Linked DNA regions of Homo sapiens: region 1 is linked to region 2. A link is an interaction called in ENCODE POLR2A ChIA-PET data of the cell type or tissue named here. Cell type or tissue: K562. All regions are shown on one strand. Each heading gives the region's core, and the rest is flanking DNA. Links, peaks and the distances in the headings are about the cores only.

Region 1 (4,887 bases), core at 888-4,887, 250 kb before region 2:
GGCGCTCAGTAAGTTTTCAAGTGGTAGCTGGGTCGGGGTTGAGGGTGGTATCAGGACAGAACTCAGAGGGACCAGGGCTCTTAGAAGTAGGAAGAGCACACGGGCCCCTGCACAGCCCGTTCCAGTTCTCCAGGAAGTAAGGGTAGAAAGAATGGAGCAGAGATGTGAAACTGGCCTGGGGCAAGGGTCTTCAAGTGAGCAAATAAAGCCTGTACATTTCACAGGACTCTGGGGTCTCTTGGGCCAGGCCTAAGTGCATGGTCAGAATGATGAGCGTCAGTGGGAAGGCAGGTTGGTGTTAGATTCTGGAGTGAGGGAGCCATGATTTAAATCTGAGCTTCGACATGTTCAAGATGTGTGGCTTTGGGCTTGAGATTCCACCTCACTGAGCTCTGTTGCCTCATCTAAAAAGCAGGGATAATAACTACCTCCTTCCGAGGCCTTTGTGAGGATGAACTGAGAAAATGCACAAGTGCCGAGCAGTCGAGTGCCTGGCCCCAGGGACTTGATGTTTTCTTTTTCCTCTGCTGCCCCACAGGAGCCTGCAAGTGCTGGTCTCGGAGTTGATCCCATGGGCCGTTCAGAACGGGCGCAGAGCCCCATGTGTCCTCAACCTGTACTATGAGCGGCGCTGGGAGCAGTCCCTGAGGGCTCTGCGGGAGGAGCTGGGCATTACAGCACCACCCATGCACGTCCAGGGCTTGGCCTGAGCTCCTGAGCCAGCGGGGCCTGGCCTACCTCCCCCATCCCCTGCTTCCCTTGGAGGCAGAGGGCTCCCTTGACTACCTTTGTTCCTCTTCTTTGAACACTGACCCTTGGACAACATTTATCATAATTTGTCATAACCACTGCTGAGTGGCCTTGAGGACGAACCCCGCAGGGAGCAAGCAGTACAGTGGCATTCCCAGGGGGACCAGCAGCTACCCAAGGAGAACCATGCATGAACAGTATCAGTCGTCTGGGCTCATGCTGGGATGTCGCAGTGCTCCTGTTGCAACTCCTCCCAGCCAGCCAGGTTTGCTGGGGGCCAGGCTGGGTGTCCTCACAGGAGTGAGGGCTACACCCAATTCCAAAAGCCTGAGAAGAGAGAAGTGGAGGGGGAGGCGAGTGTGTGAATAAAGGCTCCCATCAGGTCAAGTGTCTGCTTGTCCTCCTTTCCCCCAGGGATGCCCCTGACTTTGGCACTCTTGCGCCTTCCAAGCACCCTAGTGCTTGGAAGTAGAAGTTTCCCTCCCAGCCTGGGCTCTAGCTGCTTGTCCCCTCTCCTCTGGCCGAAGTTGGGTGGACATGGATTCAAATTCCCAGCTCCTCCCTGTTTTTTTTTGTTTTGTTTTTTTGTTTTTTGTTTTTGTTTTGAGATGGAGTCTCGCTCTGTCGCCAGGCTGGAGTGCAATGGCGAGATCTCGGCTCATTGCAACCTCCACCTCCCAGGTTCAAATGATTCTCCTGCTTCAGCCTCCTGAATAGCTGGGACTTCAAGTGCGTGCCACCACACTCAGCTAATTTTTGTATTTTTAGAGACGGGTTTTCACCATGTTGGCCAGGATGGTCTCGATCTCTTGACCTCGTGGTCCGCCCATCTCGGCCTCCCAAAGTGCTGGGATTATAGGCATGAGCCACCGCGCCCAGCCAACTCCTCCCTGTTTTCCAGCAGAGGACTTAGGGCAAGTCCCTTCCCCTCTCTGAGTCCCCATTTCATCATCAGGAAAAGTGGAATCCTAAGGCACTCATCCCCTAGGACTATTGTGGGGGTTTCTGAGGGGACATTCAGAAGGCGGACTTCAGAAAAAGGGCCCAAGGAGCAGGAGGTGGGGTTTTTTATTGTTGTTGTTTGAGACAAGCTCTTGCCCCGTCATGTAGGCTGGAGTGCATGGCATAATCTTGGCTCACTGCACCCTCAACTTCCTGGGCCCAAGCAGTCTTCATCTCAACCTCCCCAGTAGCTGAGGCCACAGGTACACACCACCATGCCCAACTAATTTTTTTTAATTTATATTTATTTATTTTTGAGACAGGGTCTCACTCTTTTTGCCCAGGCTGGAGTGCAGTGGCACGATCTCGGCTCACTGCAACCTCTGCGTCCCAAGTTCAAGCAAGTCTCCCATCTCAGCCTCCCCAGGAGCTGGGACTACAGGCGCATGCCATCATGCCCAGCTAATTTTTGTATTTTTTGGTAGAGATGGAGTTTCACCATGTTGGCCAGGCTGGTCTTGAACACCTGACCTCAGGCGATCCAGCCACCTCGGCCTCCCGAAGTGCTGGGATTACAGGCGTGAGCCACCACGACTGGCCGCCCAACTAATTTTAATTTTTTGTAGAGATGAGGTCTCTATGTTGCACAGGCTGCTTGAACTCCTGGGCTCAAGTGATCCTCCCACCCTTGGCCTTCCAAATAATCCAGATGTGAACCACTGTTTCCAACCAATCAGGAGCTGTTTTATTCTTACTGTGTTCATAAGCACAAAAAGCTGCAGTTCATTTTGGAGTGGCAAAAAGGCATTTTCCTTGGGTAAGAGCCAAGGAACAAGGACCGGCTGGATGAAAGGTATTAGAAGAGTGGGTGGCCCTGGCTTGGGTTTAGAACCAGAAAAGCCCCAAGATGGAAGAGGCTTTAGCATTTTTCAGGCCAATTCCTCATTGCGTGAATAGATGATTGATGGCCCAGAGGCAGGCAGAGAATTGCCTGGAGTAACTAAAACACAGGCCACAGGCCCCCTGGTATGTTTACCAGTGCCTCAGTTTCCCTATCTATAATCAGTTTCTAACTGTACTATATGTCAGGCAGTACTAAGCACTTGAGATGCATTATCGCACTGACACCTCAAGGTCACCACCCAAGGAGGGAGATGGTATTTTGCTTGTGTTTTACTAACGAGGCAGTAGGAATAGAGCTGGGGTTGGAACCACGGGTTGTCTGAAGACCTGCTCAGCACTGCCATACCAGGGCCCCAGCCTTCCCTGTGCGCACCACGTCTGGTTCAGGGATCCCAATAGCAGAGGAAGGGCAGGGGAGGCTGGAGGCCCACCTCAGAACCATGGACTTTTCAGGAGGGAAACCTTGTTCTGAGCTCCTTGAATCTGCGGGAAAAGGAGGCCATGCTAGTGAGTCCCCATACCTCACCAGTCTCTGCAGACCTGCCAGCTGTTTCTGCAGCTTCCCAGGGTCCCAGGCACCCCCACTGCAGCTCACTAAAGTCAACAGTGCCAGGGTGGCAGCGGAGGTCAGACAGATGGCCTTCACTGCCCAGCTGAGCAGCTCACCTGCTCTAGGCAGGCAGTGCCTGGACAACCCTGGGCCTTTGTAGCACTTGTGAGATGGACACAAAGCATCAGGCTTAGCTGGGAATGGAGTCTGGTCTCCTGAGTATAGGGTGGCATTTGTGTTACCAGCTCATGATTGGAGAAAAATCAAACTGGCTATAGGTAATCACTGGTGAGGCCCTACCAACTTCTGCCTAGAAACGTCTATTCTCCCATCTCAGTAAACCATGCTTGCCTTCATCCTGCTCCCTGAACACACCAGGCTTCTTCCTGCCTTTGGGAACAGCACCGTGTCCCCAGGTTGTTACATGGTGAGCTCCTTGTCATTCACATCTCTGCTCAAATGTCACAGCAGAGATGTCTTCCTGGGCTTCCTGCCATCTAAAGCAGTCCCTAGTCCCCCTCTGCCTCTCTCCATGCTATCATCTTCTGTTTATTATTATTTATTTTTTGAGATGGGGTCTCATTCTGTCACCCAGGCTGGAGTGCAGTGCCACTATGACGGCTCACTACAGCCTCGACCTCCTGGGCTCCAGGATCCTCTTGTTTTAGCTTCCCTAGTAGCTGGGCCTATGGATGCATGCCACCACGCCTAGCTAAGTTTTTTTTGTTTGTTTTGTTTTTTTTTGTTTTTTTGTTTTGAGATGGAGTCTCGCTCTGTCACCCAGGCTGGAGTGCAATGGCGTGATCTCAGCTTACTGCAACCTCCCTTTCCCAGGGTCAAGCAATTCTCCTGCCTCAGCCTCCCAAGTAGGTGGGATTACAGGGGTGCACCACCATGTCCAGCTAATTTTTATTTTTAGTAGAGACGGGGTTTCACCATGTTGACCAGGCTGGTCTCGAAATCCTGACCTCAGGTGATCTGCCCACTTTGGCATCCCAAAGTGCTAGGATTACATGCCTGAGCCACCGTGCCCAGTCAAGTGGTTTCTTTTTTTTTTTTTTTTTTTTGGCGGGGGGAGTGGATGGAGTCTCACTCTGTCGCCCAGGCTGGAGTGCAATGGCGTGATCTCGGCTCACTGCAACCTCCCACCTACTGGGTTCAGGCGATTCTCCTGCCTCAGCCTCCCGAGTAGCTGGGATTACAGGTGCCTGCCACCACGCCCGGCTGATTTTTTTTTTAATTGTTAGTAGAGATGTGGTTTCACCATGTTGGTCAGGCTGGTCTCAAACTCCTGATCTTGTGATCCCCCCGCCTCAGCCTCCCAAAGTGCTGGGATTACAGGTGTGGGCCACCGGGCCCGGCTTTTTTTTTTTTTTTTTCTTTTGTAGAGACAGGGTCTTGCTATGTTGGCTCGGCTGGTCTTGAACTCCTGGCCTCAAGCCATCTTCCTGCCTTGACCTCCCAAAGTGCTGGTATTCCAGATATGAGCCACTGCACTATGCCCTTATTTTCTTTAGAGCATTCACCACTCTGAAATTATTTTGTTGGTAGAGCTTGGCGGGGGGTGGCTCATGCCTGGAGTCCCAGCACTTTGGGAGGCCTGGGGGGGCAGATGACTTGAGCTCAAGAGTTCCAGACTAGCCTGAACAACATGATGAAACCTCGTCTCTACTAAAAATACAAAAAATTAGCCAGGTGTGGTGGCGCACACCTGTAGCCCTAGCTACCCAGGAGGCTGAGGT
Region 2 (5,912 bases), core at 13-4,012:
AGATACTACTGTTCATGGGCAGTGTTGGCAGAAGGGTAATGCTAAGCAGTACAAAATTAAACTTGTTTTCTTCCATAGGAATAAAGCTTCGTGAAGCCAACCAGCAACAGCAATTTAATCGCAATGTTGAGGATATTGAATTGTGGCTATATGAAGTAGAAGGTCACTTGGCTTCGGATGATTACGGCAAAGATCTTACCAATGTGCAGAACCTCCAGAAGAAACATGCACTGCTAGAGGCAGATGTGGCTGCTCACCAGGTAGTGTGAACTGGGGGCTGTGGTTGGGCAAGTGAATGCAGAAACTATAGGAGGGAGGAAAAGCCAGTAATTTGAGACTAAATGAATTTTGGGAGGGATGAAATGTGTTGATTTTCTTAGATCGCTCTGTGCTGCATGTGCTTCTGCTCAAATTAAATATCATCCCTTAGAGCTTTCTAGGAGCCCCAGATGAAGGAAGGAGATAGCAGAAAGAATCCTCTCAGGAATGGAAAAAAGACCTTATCAATTTTTCTCTGTATACGATAAAACCACACCCAAAGTAAAGTCTGCTCTGTCCTTTTGCATTCCCAGGACCGAATTGATGGCATCACCATTCAGGCCCGCCAGTTCCAAGATGCTGGCCATTTTGATGCAGAAAACATCAAGAAGAAACAGGAAGCCCTCGTGGCTCGCTATGAGGCACTCAAGGAGCCCATGGTTGCCCGGAAGCAGAAGCTGGCCGATTCTCTGCGGTTGCAGCAGCTCTTCCGGGATGTTGAGGATGAGGAGACGTGGATTCGAGAGAAAGAGCCCATTGCCGCATCTACCAACAGAGGTCAGTCTGCTTCCCTCAGGTAGGAATCAACTTGGGAAAGGCTGTGCTATTGTAGCATAAAGGGGATGCATGTCAGGATGGGCAGGGTCGAATTTAAATTATTGAACTGGAACCATGGTGGTAGCTAAGAATGACAAATCAGTGCTGACTTTTCTCTTCATGGTTGGATAACTGGGGACTGGTGTCTGCTTTCAGGTAAGGATTTAATTGGGGTCCAGAATCTGCTAAAGAAACATCAAGCCTTACAAGCAGAAATTGCTGGACATGAACCACGCATCAAAGCAGTTACACAGAAGGGGAATGCCATGGTGGAGGAAGGTGAGTGATTGGTATCAGTGACATGGCTTGGTGCTGCTCCTCGTGTCTCCCCTTCTTGCCGAGGGCATGGCCACGTGGGCATCACAAACCAGGCTCTGGGGCTGAATACCATCCCCATTCTTTCCTAACTGTATGACCTGACCAGACCTTACCCTTTCTGAGCCTGAATTTCTTTTTTTTTTTTTTTTTGAGACGGGGTCTCACTCTGTCACCCAGGGTGGAGTGCAGTGGCGCGGTCTCAGCTCAGTGGAACCTCTGCTTCCCTAGTTCAAGCAGTTCTCCTGTCTCAGCCTCCCAAGTAGCTGGGACTACAGGGACACACCACCATACCCAGCTAATTTTTGTATTTTTATTTTTGTATTTTTAATAGAGACAGGGTTTCACCATATTGGTCAGGCTGGTCTTGAACTCCTGACCTCAGGTGATCCACCTACCTCGGCCTCCCAAAGTGCTGGGATTACAGCCATGAGCCACCGCGCCTGGCTCCGAGCCTGAATTTCTTATCTGTGAAACGGGGATGACAGCACCTCTCCTGACACTGTAGTGGGGAGTAAGTGAAACCAAGTAGGAAAAGAGCTGATAGAGTGCCTGCACGTGCCAGTCTCAGTAACTGAGCGCTACAGTGGTACTGTTACTAGTCTTTATGATACTATCACTAATGCCAACTTGCGATATCTGCTTCTTAGAGTCTAGATAGAGGTCATGGTTTGAGGAGGCAAAAAATGAAACAGTCCATTAGAGGGTTAGAACCTGAGCCTCTCAAAAAAAATGGAATTATGAAAGGGCACAGCTCACCAAAACATAGTAATGAAAGTGCCGTGAACACACAGAGAAAACTTATTTTTGTCCTTCTGTGATGTGTCAACGTAGTTTTTGTTATCCTCTTTCCCTACCCATCTTCCAGGCCATTTTGCTGCAGAGGATGTGAAGGCCAAGCTTCACGAGCTGAACCAAAAGTGGGAGGCACTGAAAGCCAAAGCTTCCCAGCGTCGGCAGGACCTGGAGGACTCTCTGCAGGCCCAGCAGTACTTTGCTGATGCTAACGAGGCTGAATCCTGGATGCGGGAGAAGGAACCCATTGTGGGCAGCACTGACTATGGCAAGGACGAAGACTCTGCTGAGGTAACCAGGCGTGGGAAGCGTCTCACCTGCCAGGGAAGTGGAACAGGGCTTGTACTGAGAAGGAAGTTAGGAGAAGTAGTGATGCGCGGGAGGTGTGCATTACAGTGATTGTTTTTTAAAATGTTTTGGAATCCATTTTTCACTTGGTTTTTTTTTTTTTTTTTTTTTTTTTGGAGACAGAGTCTCACTCTTGCCCAGGCTGGACTGCAATGTTACAATTGTGGCTCACTGCAGCCTCAAACTCCTGGGCTCAAGCGATCCTCCTGCCTCAGCCTCCCAAGTAGTTGGAACTATAGGCAGGTACCACTACCTGCCTAGCTACGCTTTTTAATTTTAATTTTATTTTTAGTAGAGACAGGGTCTCGCTATGTTGTCCCATCTGGTTTCAAACTCCTGGCCTCAAACAATCCTCCTGCCAAAGCCTCCCAAAATGCTAGGATGATAGGAATGAACCACCCCTTCTGGCCCATTTTTCACTTTTTATTATGAAAATGTAATCATACCTAAAGGAGAGAGAAGATGACTTCTCACTCACCTTCAACCGTTAACATTTGTCACTCTTGTTTCATCTATGTGAAACCATATGTGTGCTTACATACATACTAACATACCAACATGCACACATACATATATACATACCTACAAACATACCAGCATACACATGTACATACCAGTGCGCACATATACCCACATACCAACATGCACACATACATACATAGATGTACTTGGTTTTTTACTGGTTATCTGTTTTTTGACTAAAATTCTCAAATTTTATTCATAAAGGTCTAGGTATAGTTCCTGTACCTAGCTCTTACCACTCTTCACAAAAACTAGAATGAGTTGAATTTTTCCTTTTCTTTTTTTTTTTCTGAGACAGAGTCTCACTCTGTCATCCAGGTTGGAGTGCAGTGGCATGATCTCGGATAACTGCAACCTCCACCTCCTGGGTTCAAGCGATTCTTCTGCCTTGGCCTCCTAAGTAGCTGGGATTACAGGCGCCCGCCACCACGCCCAGCTAACTTTTTTTGTATTTTTAGGAGAGATGGGGTTTCACCACATTGGCCAGTTTGGTCTTGAACTCCTGACCTCAAGTGATCTGCCTGCCTCAGCCTCGCAAAGTCCTGGGATTACAGGCGTGAGGCACCGCGCTCGTTCTGTCGCTAGGGCTGGAGTACAGTGATGCAATCACGACTCCCTACAGCTTTGACCTCCTGTGCTCAGCAGTCTTCCTGCCTCAGTCCCCTGAGTAGCTTGGACTACAGGCACGCACCATCACATCTGGCTAATTTTTGTATTTTCTGTAGAGATGAGGTTTCAGTATGTTGCCCAGGCTGGTCTTGAACTCCTGGGCTCAAGCTGTCTGCCTGCCTCAGCCTCCCAAAGTGCTGGGATTACAGGCATAAGCCTCTGTGCCTAGACCAGGATGAGTAAGCTATAATCATAATATATATGATTGTCCCAAAAGATGAGAATCCTGAAAAACTTTGAAAATGATATTAGCACTGTAAGAAGGGCAGGAGGTGATTACGTCATTGTGCAACTGAGAAAGGCTGTTGAGGCAGGATGGCAGGTTGGCGAGGCAGTGGAGGATGGGAGGCTTCAGCCCCTGCACAGTGCTCCATGTGTGGTTTTGGTTTCAGGCTCTACTGAAGAAACACGAAGCTTTGATGTCAGATCTCAGTGCCTACGGCAGCAGCATCCAGGCTTTGCGAGAACAAGCACAGTCCTGCCGGGTAAACTTGTAACAGTTTATGGGTTACTGGAGGGAGGCCTTGAAGGACTCAGATACTGTCAGCAGGTGTTCCTATCATAGGCCCCATTTGACTCTGCTATTAACTCTTGTGACACAAAGATTTACAGAGTTTAAAATAAGATTTATTTATTTATTTATTTATTTAGAGACAGAGTCTCACTCCGTCGCCTAGGCTGGAGTGCAGTGGCACAACCTCGGCTCACTGCAACCTCCGCCTCCTGGGTTCAAGCGATTTTCCTGACTCAGCCTCCTGAGTAGGTGGGATTACAGGTGTTCACCACCATGCCCAGCTAAATTTTTTTTTTTTTTTTGAGATGGAGTCTTGCTAGAGTGCAGTGGCACTATCTTGGCTCACTGCAACCTCTGCCTCCCAGGTTGAAGCAATTACCCTGCCTCAGCCTCCTGAGTAGCTGGGATTACTGGCGCCCGCCACCACGCCCAGCTAATTTTTGTATTTTTAGTAGAGATGGGGTTTCACTATGTTGGCCGGGCTGGTCTTGAATTCCTGACCTCATGATCTGCCCGCCTTGGCCTCCCAAAGTGCTGGGATTATAGGTATGAGCACTGTGCCCGGCCCTACTTTAAAATGAGATTTTTTTTTTTTTTTTTTGAGATGGAGTTTCACTCTTGTTGCCCAGGTTGAAGTGCATTGGCCTGATCTTGGCTCACCGCAACCTCCGCCTCCCAGGTTCAAGTGATTCTCCTGACTCATCCTCCCGAGTAGCTGGGATTACAGGCACGCACCACCACGCCTGTCTAGTTTTGTATTTTTAGTAGAGATGGGGTTTCTCCATGTTGGTCAGGCTGGTCTCGAACCCCCGACCTCAGGTGATCTGCCTGCCTCAGCCTCCCAAAGTGCTGAGATTACACGTATGAGCCACCGTGCCCAGACAAAATGAGATTTTTTTTTTAAAGATACCAAAAATTTAAAGTTCTTGGATCAGATTTTATTGGTAGCTTCAGTGAAGAATTCTCATGAGTGTATATTTGGTACATTTGGTACAGCTGGTGGCATTTGAATCTGCTCTGTACTTAGATGACTCAGCGCGGACGTGTTTTTACCATGTTTGCCCTTCCTTTGGATTTTTAGCAACAAGTGGCCCCCACGGATGATGAGACTGGGAAGGAGCTGGTCTTGGCTCTCTACGACTATCAGGAGAAGAGTCCCCGAGAGGTCACCATGAAGAAGGGAGATATCCTTACCTTACTCAACAGCACCAACAAGGCAAGGCACAGAGAGTGGCTGTGTGTTTGTTCCACGCTGGCACCTCCACGTATGCTCAGTTGGGTTTCTGTGGGTTGCATGTCTCCCTGAAATGAGAAGGCTTAGAATTCAAAGACATGAGTTTCCTCACCAATCCCCCACGTGACATACATTTATGCAGTACTGTGTATGACCAAGAAGTTAATCTGTCTTCTTGAATACCTGCAAGAAGCATAGATAATCACACTCAGAAGGATAGCTTATTTTCACCATTGAGTGTCTCTAGGTGGAATTTTTGTCCTGTCAAGCCAAAGTTTGCTTTCTGTATAACTTGGACCTGTTGGTTCTTTTTTTTTCTTTTTCTTTTCTTTTTTTTTTTTTTTTGAGACAGAGTCTCGCTCTGTCACCCAGGCTAGAGTGCAGTGGCACGATTTCAGCTCACTGCAAGCTCCGCCTCCTGCGTTCACCCCATTCTCCTGCCTCAGCCTCCCGAGTAGCTGGGACTACAGGCGCCCACCACTGCACCTGGCTAATTTTTTGTATTTTTAGTAGAGATGGGGTTTCACCGTGGTCTCTATCTCCTGACCTCGTGATCCACCCACCTCAGCCTCCCAAAGTGCTGGGATTACAGGCATGAGCCGCCGTGCCCGGCCTTTTTTTTTTTTTTTTTTGAGACAATGTCTTGCTCTGTCGTCCAGG

The links. ChIA-PET counts read pairs that join two places held together with the same protein. Peaks named below come from ENCODE experiments on the same cell type or tissue, not always from the same donor. Only the 100,000 strongest peaks of a DNase experiment are listed, where the experiment ranks them.
Region 1: POLR2A ChIA-PET joins it to region 2 with 5 read pairs; 1 of 35 experiments calls an interaction of 5 or more read pairs at or near these places.

Annotation. Positions count from the first base shown.
Region 1 is chr9:128,332,936-128,337,822 of GRCh38, forward strand. COQ4 (coenzyme Q4) reads left to right here. Exons shown (of 7, transcript NM_016035.5): 6 at 1-8; 7 at 539-1,137. The coding sequence ends at 710. Among named protein-coding and RNA genes, the nearest start is that of TRR-TCT3-1, 4.8 kb to the right of the region's middle. RefSeq lists an enhancer at 647-1,146 and a silencer at 4,324-4,482. In K562, for the core only: no CTCF peak of the experiment used is centred there; DNase peaks (open chromatin) are centred at 1,086 and 2,681.
Region 2 is chr9:128,583,710-128,589,621 of GRCh38, forward strand. SPTAN1 (spectrin alpha, non-erythrocytic 1) reads left to right here. Exons shown (of 57, transcript NM_001130438.3): 16 at 79-260; 17 at 573-816; 18 at 1,012-1,134; 19 at 2,039-2,256; 20 at 3,897-3,989; 21 at 5,100-5,234. Among named protein-coding and RNA genes, the nearest start is that of SPTAN1, 34 kb to the left of the region's middle. In K562, for the core only: a CTCF peak has its summit at 814 (motif pointing right); a DNase peak (open chromatin) is centred at 1,678.